Regions from separate parts of the Homo sapiens genome. Here region 2 is linked to region 1. Evidence: chromatin contacts called from ENCODE Hi-C data. All regions are on one chromosome and are shown on one strand. The core of a region is the stretch at or near the end of the contact, and the rest is flanking DNA. Distances in the headings are between cores, read along the strand shown.

Region 1 (6,979 bases), core at 1,646-4,145:
GCTACTGTTGTTATTGGAAGGAAGGTCATGAGTGTGAGGTGTCCAGTTCCTTGGCATTTTGAACAAAGAACTGCACAAAAGGAACGAAACACAGGAATGAAGCAGCGAAAGCAGGGATACTGAAGCAAGAAAGCACCCCATGGGGTGGGAGTGGGCCCAAGCAAGCGGCTCAAGGGTCCGGTTACAAAGTTTTCTGGGTTTTAATACTCCTTTTGAGGTCCCTTATCGGTTACCCCTTATCTGCATGAAGGATTTGGTCCGTGGCTAATTAAAGGCTGAGGTGAATTGGCTCCCTATGCAGATGAAGGGATGGCCCATGCTTAGTCCACGGACAATCCAAGGCACTTTCCCCTTCCATCTGAGAGGTGGTGGAAGGCAGTCGATCGTAGGGAGAGTAGCCTTTGGTCCTTTGCTACTTGGGCATGGGGAGATGGGTTTTTTCCTTTTGGTCTAGCTTTAGGAAGTTTGCGTTAATTGGTTAACTGGCTTTAGGTTACCTGCCCCCAGACGCAGGTGTTTTCTCTTTTAGGAAGTCAGCACAAATTGGCCTTAGATTTCCTGCCCCCAGACCTTGGTGTTTTCCTTTGATTTAGCTTTAGGAAGTCAGCACGAATTGGCCTTAAGTCCTCTGCCTCCAGACCCTATTCTACTGCCTCACTGTGAATAGTGCTGAGATAAAAATGAATGCGGGTATCTTTTTGATATAATGAATTATTTTCCTTCGGGTAGATACCCAGTAGTGAGATTGCCTGATCAAATGGTAGTTCTATTTTCAGTTCTTTGAGAAATCTTCATACTTTTTTCTACAGAAGTTGAACTGACATTACCATCAATAGTTTATAAACGTCCCCTTATAACATTTACTGAACATTCTGTAATAATTCCCATAATTCTTAGATTTTTAATTCTTATTTTTATATTAAATGGATCAGTCACCAATACCAAGCTTTTTATAACATGGTTTCAGCATTCCTGAGTTTTGTACCCACACACTTTACATAGAGTAATAAGTCAAATTTTCTAAATTAATGAGATTAAAAGGTCTTATTAAAATAAATGTATGGAATCTAAATGTCTTTAAGAAGGTAACAGTTTCGAATTCTGACACAACAACAAAAAATCATGGTCACCATGATCTAGAATTCTGGCCCGATAACAATTATTTATTTACAGAAAATAAATTACATAGTAAGTCATAAATTCAGTCCAACAACTGGACTCAGCCTCCACTTAAATATAATCCATAATCTAATGTCAAAAACAATTTTAGAGTTAAACCAAAGAATCAGAAAGAATTATTGGCTGTAATGAACATCAAAAGATATATTTACTTCTAACAAGAATATATGGCCAGCTGATTGTTAATAAAACGGAAAAAAAATAAGGTAAGGAGGACGAGAAGCATTAGAGCTTTCCAATGTCTTCTGCATCCTGGGCATGTTATTTTTCTCAGTTCAACACACGTTTGAAGACCTATTATATTCTAAGCACTATGCTAGGTTCTGTAGACACAAAAATGATTAACTCTATTGTCAAAGGGCTTAGAATCACTTGTCTCTGAGGTTGAAAGCATTATTCTCACTCTTCATATACAGAAAACTGCAACTACGAGAAGTTTATTGCTGACGTTAAAAAGTGGCCCGGGGAGCTGGCTTTAAAACTAAGTGTTTCTGACTCAAAGAGACATTAGCCAAAGATGTCTTACCGGTTGAGAATCACTTACGATGCTAGTTAAAAATACAGATTCTCAGGTCCCTCTCCCTAGACACAGTGTTTCAAAAGATCTGAAATGAAGTCCAAGGAATCTCTGCTTTTGCAAATTATCACAGGGGATATTCATAATCAGGTGAAATTTGTTAAGAACACCACACATCTCACTGAAACGAAGTTTAAGCAAGTCTCTCAGACCAAGGTACAGGCAACTTTTTGTTTTCTTAAACTCTCTGGAGGGCGCAGAGTCACCTCCAAAAGTCCCAAATGAATCCCTTCACCCAGAGCAAAGAAGAATTTCTTCACCACATTTAAGTTTTTAAGATTTGACTTTTCCAGTTTTTGCCAATCCTCAGAGATCCAAACTATTGTCGCCTTATGCAATTCTCTGGCATCACAAGACAGCATCAAAAAACAACAGAGCACCACCCTTTCCCTCGTCTTCCTTCAGGTGCTGATTCATTTTGGATGTGCATCGCTAGGAAAAAGGGCTGCTGAATATAAATCGCAAAACTTCAATGGTGGATGACAACTTCTACACCCGTGAAGTTACACAGCTAGTTAATGGCGGGGCCAAGACCAGAATCTACACTTGCAGAACCTCTGCTCTGAGCTTTTCCCTACTCAACCTGACCTGTCCTGAAAGCGTAAGGGTGGCCTGGCCGCGCGTGTGGGACCGACCCGAGGAGGGACGAGAGACAGCAAAGAAGGCTGTGGTTCCTGCCCGGGAGGCGGGGGCTGCAGATTCCCCTCAGCTGCGCGTTTGCCTGGCCCTCACTTGGCAAAGGACAGCGAATGCAAATGAGGATGACTGTTAGGAATTTTTAACGAGTGTAGAGAGAGGTGTCAAGAAGAAGCCGCGAGAGAGGAGAGGGCAGGGACGCCTTCTCCCGTAGGCACAAATCCGGAGAGGACAACCAGGTCCGCGAGTGGCAATACGGGAGACCCCACGCGCCCCCAGCCTCGAGGTTCCTGAGCACCCATTCCGCCCCGGCCCGGCGTCCCAGTCTCAGCACAAAGGCCGCACAGGGCGAAGTTGCCGTCGGGTCCCCCGACCCGAGTCCCCTTCTTGGCGCCCCCGCCGCACCCCCCGCTAAACTTACCGGCAGACCCAATGGTTCTTCGATGCTGGAACAGCGGGAACAAGCAACACCCAACCACCCGAGAGCGACCCCAGCTGACCAGTGGAGCGCGAATCCCACGGACCCGGATGCAGATAAAGGCGCAGGAAGGAACCGCGGCGTGGCTGGCGGGCGCTGCGCATGCGCACCGCCTTTAGGACGCCTGAGGTGAGACGCGAGGAGTTCGGTCCGAGTGCGGTGCGGCTGGGCGCTCTTCTTGCCTGGAAGATCGCAGTTTCTGGGTCATCACTTTACGCTACTTTCCCCTCCCCCCCATCTTTCAAAGAGGGATTTGCAGTAGATTCTTTAGGCTTATGAGATTTAGTATGTAAGACCGTAGTGCTCACACGTACTTTGTTGCTTATGTTGCTGTTTGGCAACATGAATATATTTGCCATTTATGAATACATTTCTCTCTCTACTCCAAGCTATTGAATGCATATTTGCAAACGCAATGACAGATAAGCGTCTTGTGTCAAAAAACTCATCAAAGTTTGCAAAAGGGCAAACAGTACCATGGGAAATCGGGAGCGTCTCAGTAAGAGAAAACACTATATAATAGGGTACTGGCTTTTGCTGAATGAGTCTAAGAAAGGGATAGGGGAAGCTGGAATCAGCTTTGAGCTGGGTATCACAGATGTTTATACAGGAGTGGGAAGGAATTGGGCTGTGGAAATTATTGTAAAGAAAGCAGCTATCATTCAAAAGGAGAAAAGTGTGTTGTGTCTTCACCATGTTCCATCAGGAACACTGTTCCATTAATAACACCGTTTAGGGTTCTGTTAGGAACAATACAATCTTGACTCCTAGCCAACTTAAGGTTCTGTTTCTGTGGAAACTACAAGTTAAAAAAATGTAAAACGCTGTGTCCTCAAACTCGTTATATGAAGTTTTTCACCTGGGTTGTAAATCCAGCCTGCTTCTTTGAATGTAATGACTCCTCTTGCATCCTTTAGTGAAGAGTAGGATGTTACATTCTCGTTGATTTAGCTTCAAACAGCAACATTGCTCACATACTGATAATAGACAGGTTTATTAGTACTATCGCCTTCAGTAAGTTTGCAAAAGCGATTTTTGGCCAGATTCGGTGACTCACGCCTGTAATCCCAGCACTTTCAGAGGTCATGGTGCATGGATGGCTTGAACCCAGGAGTTGGAGACCAGCCTGGGCAACATAGCAAGACCCTGTCTCTCCAAAAAAGATTGAGGTAAAATGATGAAGTAGTTTGTAGGCTATGCATAGAATTTAGGCTTTGTATTGTAGGCAATAGGGAGTCACTTAAGCTTTATGAATTGAAGATAAGAGACTAGAACATACGTGTTTTAGAAAGAATGCTGTAGAAAGGTGGAGACTGAATTACAGTCTTGAATTACAGATATGTGCCACATAAGGAAGTTTAGGTAAAGAATGGACTGGATATTTGGCAATGGTCCCATAAGATTATAACAGAACTGAAAAATTCCTATCACCTAGCGACATTGTAGTAAACGTAAAGTTGTAGAGCAACACCACTCGTGTTTGTGGCTACATAGGTGTAAACCTACTGTGCTTCCAGTCTCATAAAAGTCTAGCACATACAATTATGTACAGGATATAATACTTGATAATAAATGACTATGTTACTGGTATATGTATTTGCTATATTATACTCTTTATCATTATTTTAGAGTGTATTCATTCTATTTCTATTTTTATTTTTATTTATTTGTTTATTTTTTTGAGACAGAGTCTCGCACTGTCACCCAGGCTGGAGTGCAATGGCACAATCTTGGCTCACTGCAACCTCTGCCTCCTGAGTTCAAGCAATTCTCCTGCCTCAGCCTCCTGAGTAGCTGGGATTACAGGCAGCTGCCACCACGCCCGTCTAATTTTGTTTTATTTTTAGTAGAGACGGGGTTTCACTTATTAGCCACGCTGGTCTCGAACTCCTGACCTCGTGATCTGCCTGCCTCGGCCTCCCAAAGTGCTGGGATTATAGGCGTGAGCCACCATGCTTGGCCCTATTTATATTTTTAAAAGTTAACTATAAAACAGCCTCAAGGAGGTCTTTCAGGAGGTATTCCAGAAGAAGGCATTGTTATTATAGATGAGAGCTCCATGTGCATTATTGCCCTGATGAACTTCCAGTGGGATAAGATGTGAAAGTGAAAGACAGGGAGATTGATAATCCTGACCTTGTGTAGGCCTAGGCTAACATGTGTGTTTGTGTCTTCATTTTAACAAAAAAATTTGAATAGGAAAAAAATTAAAAATAGATTTTAAAATAAAAAAACTTATAGAATAAGGATATAAAGAAACAAAATATTTTTGGACAGCTCTCCAATGTGTGTTTTAACCTTAACGTTGTTACTAGAGTCAAAAAGTTTTTTTTTTTTCTGAGACAGAGTCTCACTCTGTTGTCCAGGCTGGAATGCAGTGTCGCAATCTTGGCTGACTGCAAACTCTACCTCCCAGATTCAAGCAATTCTCCTGCCTCGGCCTCCCGAGTAGCTGGGACTACAGGCGCATGCCACCACACCCGGCTAATTTTTTGTGTTTTTAGTAGAGACGGGGTTTCACTGTGTTAGCCAGGATGGTCTCGATCTCCGGACCCCATGGTCCCCCCTCCTCAGCCTCCTATAGTGCTGGGATTACAGGCGTGAGCCACCACTCCCGGCCAAAAAGTTTTTTAAAAATTTAAATATAAAGTAAGAAAGCTACAGGAAATTAAATTTACTATTGAAGAAAAAAAACATCGTTTTATAAATTTAGTGTAGCCTAACTCTACATTGTTTATAAAATCTACAGTAGTGTACAGTAATGTCCTAGGTCTTCACATTCACTCACCACTCATTCACTGACTTACCCAGAGCACCCTCCAGTCCTGCAAGCTCCTTTCATGGTAAATGTCCTATACAGGTGTACTGTTAATATTTTTTAATTTTTATACTTTTTTTTTTACTATACCTTTTCTTTGTTTAGATATGCAAATATATACCATTGTGTTACATTGCTTACCGTATTCAGTAATATGCTGTACAGGTTTGTAGTCTAGGAGCAATAGGCTATACCATATATGTGTAGTTTGTGTATATATGCTAGGTTTGTGTGCATATACTGTATAACATTCACACTATAATGAAATCGTCTGAAGATGCATTTCTCAGAATGTATCCCCATAATTAAGTGATGCATGACTGTATGTTATGAAGACTCCAACACGGAACGACTCTGAGTGTACCTTGTATTTTTCCTACCCAGCCTTGGTATCAGGCATTTCACTAATAGCTGATAGTTGTTTTATTAATCAACAATGGATGTTGAATTTTGTCAAACACTTTCTATGTATCTATTGAAATGGTTGTATGGTTTTCCACTCTAATATGTTGGTGAATTCAATGTTGAGTGCACTTTTATTGCTGGAGAAAATTAGATTTGGTCATTGTTTTTCTTGGTCAGGGTCTTTCTTATACATTTATTGTTGGGTTCAATGTTCTAAAATTTTGTTTAAAAATTTTACACCTATGTGTATGAGGGATATCAGTCCATAGTTTTTTTGTTTATTAGTTTTTTTTTGTGTGTGAAGTCTTTGTCTAGTTTTAGTATCATAGTAATAACAAACTTATAAATTGAGTGGGAAAATTTCCCTCTTCAATGTTTTGGAATAATTTGTGTTGAATTATAGTAACATAATGTATTCTTTAAATACTTGATAGAATTCACTAGAGAAGCCGTACGTACATAGAGTTTTCTTTTTTGAAAAAATTTAACTATAAATCCAATTTCCTGAATAAATACAGGATTATTCAGGTTATCTATTACATAATTTTCATCGAGATGTAATTCACATACTATAAACTCAGGCTTTTAAAGTATACAGTTCAGTGACTTTCAGTATACTCACAATGATATGTAACCATCACCACTATCTAATTCTGTTTTTCTATTTCTATCCCCCACCCCACATCAAAAGAGACCTCATCACCTGTTAGCAGTCACTTCCAATTCTCCCTCCCCTACCTGATTTCCTGGCAACCACTAGTATACTTCCTCTCTCTGTGGATTTGCCTATTCTAGATATTTCATATAAATGGAATCCATATGTGGCCTTTTTTTGTCTTGTTTCTTTCACTTTGCACCATATTTTCTAGCTCCATCCATGTTGTAC
Region 2 (6,339 bases), core at 3,292-5,791, 2.8 Mb before region 1:
CAATATAACAAAAAACTAGTATCAAAACACAATTTTAACAAAACTTTTTAAAATGCCGACAAATCAATAATAATGGACCACAACAAAAGACAAACAGCTCAATAGAAAAGAGGCAACAGAGGCCAGGCACAGCGGCTCACGCCTATAATCCCAGCACTTTGGGAGGCTGAGGCGGGTAGATCACGAGGTCTGGAGTTTGAGACCAGCCTGGCCAACATACTGAAACCCCATCTCTACTAAAAATACAAAAAATTAGCCCAGCGTGGTAGCAGGCACCTGTAATCCCAGCTACTTAGGAGGCTGAGGCAGGATAATCATTTGAACCTGGGAGGTGGAGGCTGCAGCAAGTCGAGACTGCGCCATTGCACTCCTGCCTGGGCGACAGCTCAAGACTGTGTCTCAAAAAAAAAAGCCAACAGGAGAGAAAATCTGAATGGCCAATAAAGTTGTGAAAAGATGCTAAGCCTCACTACTACTCACGAAAATGCAAATTGAAAAAATGACATACCATTTTATATACCTAATCTTGGTAAGAACTAAAAATAGCAAATTTTGGCAGGGATTAGGGCTATTCTCATACACTAAATACAACTACTTAGGAGAGTAAACTTGCAATTATTTTAATATGCAAAGTTGAAGATATGTGTCTTAGTTGTTTCACTTTCATTTTACTCTTTAACAAAAATATCAAGAAACATTCATGAAATTACACTCATTCATCAATGGCAACTGTATATTGCTATGGATATAAGAGTTCAGCAAAATCAAAAGAAGTATCTGTGAGATTAATTAGCTATATGGAATTTACAATAGAGAACATTTTGTATTTTAATATTTTTGTAATAAGATGATCCTTTAAATCAGTAAAAAAATATGTACTTACATACATATATATAAAATATATATAGCTATGGACTGAATTGTGTCCCTCAAAATTCATATGTCAAGACCCTAACCCTCATGTGACTGTATATATTTGGAAACAGGATCTTTAGGAAGTAATTAAGGCTAACTTAAGTTATAAGGATGGGGTCCTAATCCGATAGAACTGGCGACCTTATAAGAAGGGGAAGAGAGGAAGACAGAGATCATTTACCTCCTCCTAAATTGAGCACACAGAAAATGGCAGCTGCCAGCGGCTAAAATGAAACTTACCTTGTTGGCACCTTAATCTTAAACCTCTCAGTCTCCAGAACTGTGAGAAAACAAATTTGTGTTGCTTATGCTACCCACTTTATGGTATTTCGTTATGACAGCCTGAGTTGACTGCCATAGACACACACAAACACACACACTGGCAAGGAGACATATAATTCTAAGAAATGTTAAAAAATGTAACTGCTATAAAAATATGGAGTAAATGATATGGGAAGAGTGCAGAGGAGGTGGCATTTTAGCTCAGCTAGGAGGATGAGTAATCCAGGCTAGAGATCTGAAGGACCTGAACTTGGGCAGTGGCCTTAGAAAAAGAGGTTTGTACTGTTTCAAGAGAACCCCATTTGATTTCTCGGCTGCATCTGACTAGCACCTGGTCTGCCCATGGATACTAGAGGATAACCACACATCTGACAGAGGAAGAGCATTACAGTCTCATGGTTTTCCGACAGGGTGCCAGCTTTCCCGTGGGTCCCCAGTCCACTCCCTCTCCCTAGCCCCTTCATATTTGATTCTCAATCTACTGCTCTTCTCATGCATTTTTTTCTACACTTCTTCAGGTCTCAGCAGATGGCATTCCCCTTCCTACACACCCATACCTAGTTAGTCACCACATCTTAGAAGCCACCTCCAAGTCATCTTTCCTCTTCTTTTCCCCAACAACACTGCCTCAATCCAGAATCTCATCACTTCTTTCCTACACGTATGTGTTAACTTAAAACTCACAAGATCTATATGTTCAGAAAAGGAGACTTTATTTCTTATAAGGAGATACAGCCTGCAAGGTGGCCCTCTCATGGGCTGGGAAGCACAGCCTCCAGCAAGGACCAGAGACAGGCACTTTAAAGGAAGAGGAGCTGGGGTAGGAGCTTTATGCTGAATAGGTTGGCTAAACATACATATTCAACAGGTTACAGGAAGAGCTATGAATATTCATAAAAGTAGTCCTGATACATGCGTATGGAACAACATGCATGTTACATACAACCTGTGTTCACCTTGGGGTGGAGACTTAATATTTAATGTATTACAGTTAGGCTCTGTACCTCAAAAGGTGAAGCAGAGACGAAGGCACACAAGTGCATGGCCTCTGTAAAGTGGCCAGAACCAGCCTATGGTCAGTGGTCTTATCTGGAGAACGTTACTGAAATCAGTCTCTTGTGCAATCAAAGCTGTAGCTATGGTTGGTATAGCAGGGGTTCAGTTAGTGTCTGTGAGCTGGATTAGTTGTAATTGTTTTAATATTGCTTCTCTCTAGGCCAGTGGTTGTTTAGCTGCCAGAGGGAAAAAAAAAACCTCTTGTGGTAGAACATAGTTTATTTTTTAAGTGTAGGGGGTGCATGACTTAACCCTTGCCTGGCATGGCCTTAGGTCCTGTTTATAATTTGGTATCCTATTCCCACAAAGAGTTTGTTCTGTCAATGTTATGATCTTTATTGTAACATTAACATGTTAAACATAGGCTGACTTCCTAGAACTAATTTGAAAGGAAAACCCTAACTTTCCACGCCTAAGTAGTTGCTAGTCAGTTGTGTCTAAACTACAAAAGGGAGGGGGTATAATGAGGCATGTCTGATCTCCTGTCCCATCATGGCTGGGGTCCCCTTGGCCAAGAAAGGGATCTATCCAGTCAGTCGACAGACCCCTTACTTAGGATTTTATTTTTAGTTTATATATATATAAATGGCTTCACAACGAATTTCCTGACTTTTAATTTGCCCCTCTGTTCATCCTCCACCCTGTTGCCAGAGAGAACTTTCTAAATCTCAGGATGTCACACTTCTGATTAAAATTGTTCCATGGTTCTCTGGATTTCAGGGTCAAGTTCAGATCCTTTCCTCAGTACACCCCTGCCTGCCTCTCTAGCGCAAATCTTTCACAATCCCCTGACTGGTACCATCATTCTGGTCACACTCAACTAGTCCTCTCGCTGTCCTGTTACTTCTTGCACTTTCTGTTACTCTGTATGGAGTTCCCTTCCCGTTTTAAGGCAGAAGAATATGGTATGGCGGTAGGGAACCTAATGCCCTTTCTCGCTGACTTCCTAGAACTAAATTGAAGGAAAATCCTTACTGTCCACGCTTAAGTGAATAAAGGGCCAGATACTACTCCCTTTGCAAGCCCCAACCTGTTCTGCGCAGATTTGGGAAATTGAAAGTACCTCTGATTGGTTGCTTTTTGTAACCAATCAGACGTTTGCATAGAAGTGTAACTTTGTAACTTCTTCAGCCTCTGATTGGTTGCTTTGCGCAACCATTCAGACTGATTGCGGGCCACCACTTCATTTACATGAAGTGAACTCCAAGTGGCCAATGGGAAACCTCTAGGGGGTATTTGGACCCGAGAAGACTCTGTATCCAGGGCCCTTGAGCTGCTGTCTCACTCTCCCACACTCTGGAGTGTACTTTCATTTTCAACAAATCTCTGCTTTTGTTGCTTTATTCTTTCCTTGCTTTGTGCGTTTTGTCCAATTCTATGTTCAAAACGCCAAGAACTTGGACACCCTACACCAGTAACACTTTCAGCCAACTTTTTGTCGTTCAAGATCAAGGCCCGGACTTACCTTTTCCAGGAAACCTCCCCAGATCCCTTCTGATTTAGGTACCGTCCTCTGTGCTCCCTGTGATTAAATCAGCCTCTACACATATTACACAATCACTATGCTCTGATTTCCGTTTACTTGTTTCTCTTTTGCAATCTGTGTCATATTCCTCTTTTTATCCGCCGTGCCAAGTATGGAGCCTGTCACATAGCAGGCCTCATAAATACTTATTGAAAGAATTAATAATAGACGTAGAACCAACGGGCTTAGTAAGCCCCTGGAGAAAGGAATCAAAGATGTTTCTGAGGCCTCTATATCAGGAAGTGCGGAAATTTCATGGTTTGAGAATGGGCAGGAAAGATCATTTGTGAGCTGTATTTAATGCAAAAGTTGCTCCCCCATCCTGATTTCTTAGCTCACTGGGCCAATCGGCGGAAGGACAGGTGGGGCTCAAATTAGGAGAAAAAAACCACACTTCCCGTCATGCCTCTGGGCACCGCTCCCGTTTCCCCCTCTTTGTCACCGCCTCTTCCCCACGGAAATGAAAGGAGCACTTCCGGGTTCGGCAATAACCTGGAGCCGGCGGCGTAGGTTGGCTCTTTAGGGCTTCACCCCGAAGCTCCACCTTCGCTCCCGTCTTTCTGGAAACACCGCTTTGATCTCGGCGGTGCGGGACAGGTACCTCCCGGCTGCTGCGGGTGCCCTGGATCCAGTCGGCTGCACCAGGCGAGCGAGACCCTTCCCTGGTGGAGGCTCAGAGTTCCGGCAGGGTGCATCCGGCCTGTGTGTGGCGCGAGGCAGGGAAGCCGGTACCCGGGTCCTGGCCCCAGCGCTGACGTTTTCTCTCCCCTTTCTTCTCTCTTCGCGGTTGCGGCGTCGCAGACGCTAGTGTGAGCCCCCATGGCAGATACGACCCCGAACGGCCCCCAAGGGGCGGGCGCTGTGGTAAGTGCGAGGGCAGGGTAGTCTGGCTTGATTTGCAAGAGTTAGGAAGAAGCAGGAAGCGTTGCGAGTCCCGAGGCGTTCCAGAAGCTCAGTGCATTCAGGAATGGGATTAATGAGTTGGGGTGGGGAAGTTGGAGCGGGGAGAGGGGAGGTCCTGAGCGAAGATATGGAGGGAACTACAAGTTTGTTTCTGAAGCGACAATAGGCTGACCTGGAGCTGGTGGCCCCCACCTGTATGCCATGGAAATTGGGCCTTCTTTCCTCTTCTCCCACCTCGGTCTTTTGTTTACCGTAGGCCCCAAGGTTAAAGATGCCGCATGAGATTGTGCCATGACACACATGATCCATGACACACACCACGTGGAGCACACGAGTGCCGGCAAAGAACGTTTCTGCCTAGTTTATACAATCGTATATAGAAATTATGCAAAGGGAGGAGAGCGGTGGTCTTTTTCTTCTTCACTTTGTTCTTTATGAAGAGAAATATCATTATGCTTTTGTAATTTTTTTAAGATGCTGATCTGGAGCTAACAAGTTATTTGTGCCCGGAGCATTGCTGTCCTCTACTTTTTAATCCATAAGTAGTTAAGTATTATTCTGTGTGACCACAATGCAGTTACCACATTTGGGAAATATTACCTAATATAAAATCCATGTGCAAATTTCCATAATTGTCCTTTAAAGCTGCTTTCTCTTCATCTGGGATTCTGTCAAAAAGCATGCATCGATGGGCTGGCGCAGTGGCTCACTCCTGTAAGCCCAGAACTTTGGGAGTCCAAGGCGGGAGGATCGCTTGAGTTCAGGAGTTAGAGACCAGCCTTGGAAACATAGCGAGACCTCATCTCTACTAGAAATCAAAGAAATTAGGCGGGGCGTGGTGGCTCACGCCTGTAATCTCAGCACTTTGGGAGGCCAAGGCGGGTGGATCGCTTGCGCCCGAGAAGTTGAAGCTGCCGTGAGCCAAGATCGCGCCACTGCACTCCAGCCTGGGTGATAGAGCAAAACCTTCTCTCAAAACAAACAAACAAACAAACAAACATAAATTAGCCGGTCGTGGAGGTGCGCTCCTATAGTCCCAGCATAGTCCCAGCTACTCAGGAGGCTGAGGTGGGTTGTGCTTTTGCGCTCCAGCCTGGGGTGACAGAGCGAGACCCTATCTCAGAAAGCATGCATTCAATTTACTGGCCATATCTTGTTTACTGCCTTTTAATCTAGAACAGTTCTGCCCTCTCCTCCCCTTTTTTGTCTTTTAAGATACTGATAGTTTTCAAGAGTCCAGACATGTTTTGCAGCATATATAGGTACATCTAATATGTATATCTATATTATATATCAGGAAGCATTTTACATTGATTTATCCCATCATTGCAGAATTTGTTTGATTATTTGATTAAGGTGGTGTCCACCAGTTTCTCCATTGTAAAGATACCTTTTTTCCTTTCTAATTAAAAAGTGTTCTTTGGCATGATACTGTGACACTGTGTGAATATTGCTCCTCAACAATTTTTCACCCAAAGATCTAGTGATTTTTTTTTTTTTTTGCCTGATGGTTGGACAGTTTACTCTTAAAAAATGTATACCAATAGACTTTCTTAAACTTTTAAAATTGTATAATATACATAAGTGTGTACAAAATGAAACGCATAGCTCAATGATTTATTGCAGAATAAACAACCTGAACAAATAGATTTTAAGGA

The links. Hi-C counts contacts between places; a loop is a spot of excess contacts on that map. Pooled maps may share reads with other maps.
Region 2: a loop to region 1 is called in a pooled map, with 8 times the contacts of the local background. The contact joins the promoter of TMEM33 here to the promoter of GNPDA2 in region 1. A Hi-C loop is called at or near these places in 8 of 50 pooled maps.

Annotation. Positions count from the first base shown.
Region 1 is chr4:44,723,661-44,730,639 of GRCh38, forward strand. GNPDA2 (glucosamine-6-phosphate deaminase 2) reads right to left here and starts at 2,896. Exons shown (of 7, transcript NM_138335.3): 1 at 2,814-2,896. RefSeq lists a silencer at 2,312-2,606 and an enhancer at 3,099-3,228.
Region 2 is chr4:41,930,888-41,937,226 of GRCh38, forward strand. TMEM33 (transmembrane protein 33) reads left to right here and starts at 4,542. Exons shown (of 7, transcript NM_018126.3): 1 at 4,542-4,642. The coding sequence starts at 4,598. It overlaps LOC105374426 (a long non-coding RNA gene), which reads right to left and starts at 3,788. Exons shown (of 3, transcript NR_188374.1): 1 at 3,719-3,788. RefSeq lists enhancers at 4,382-4,561, 4,802-4,851, 4,862-4,931.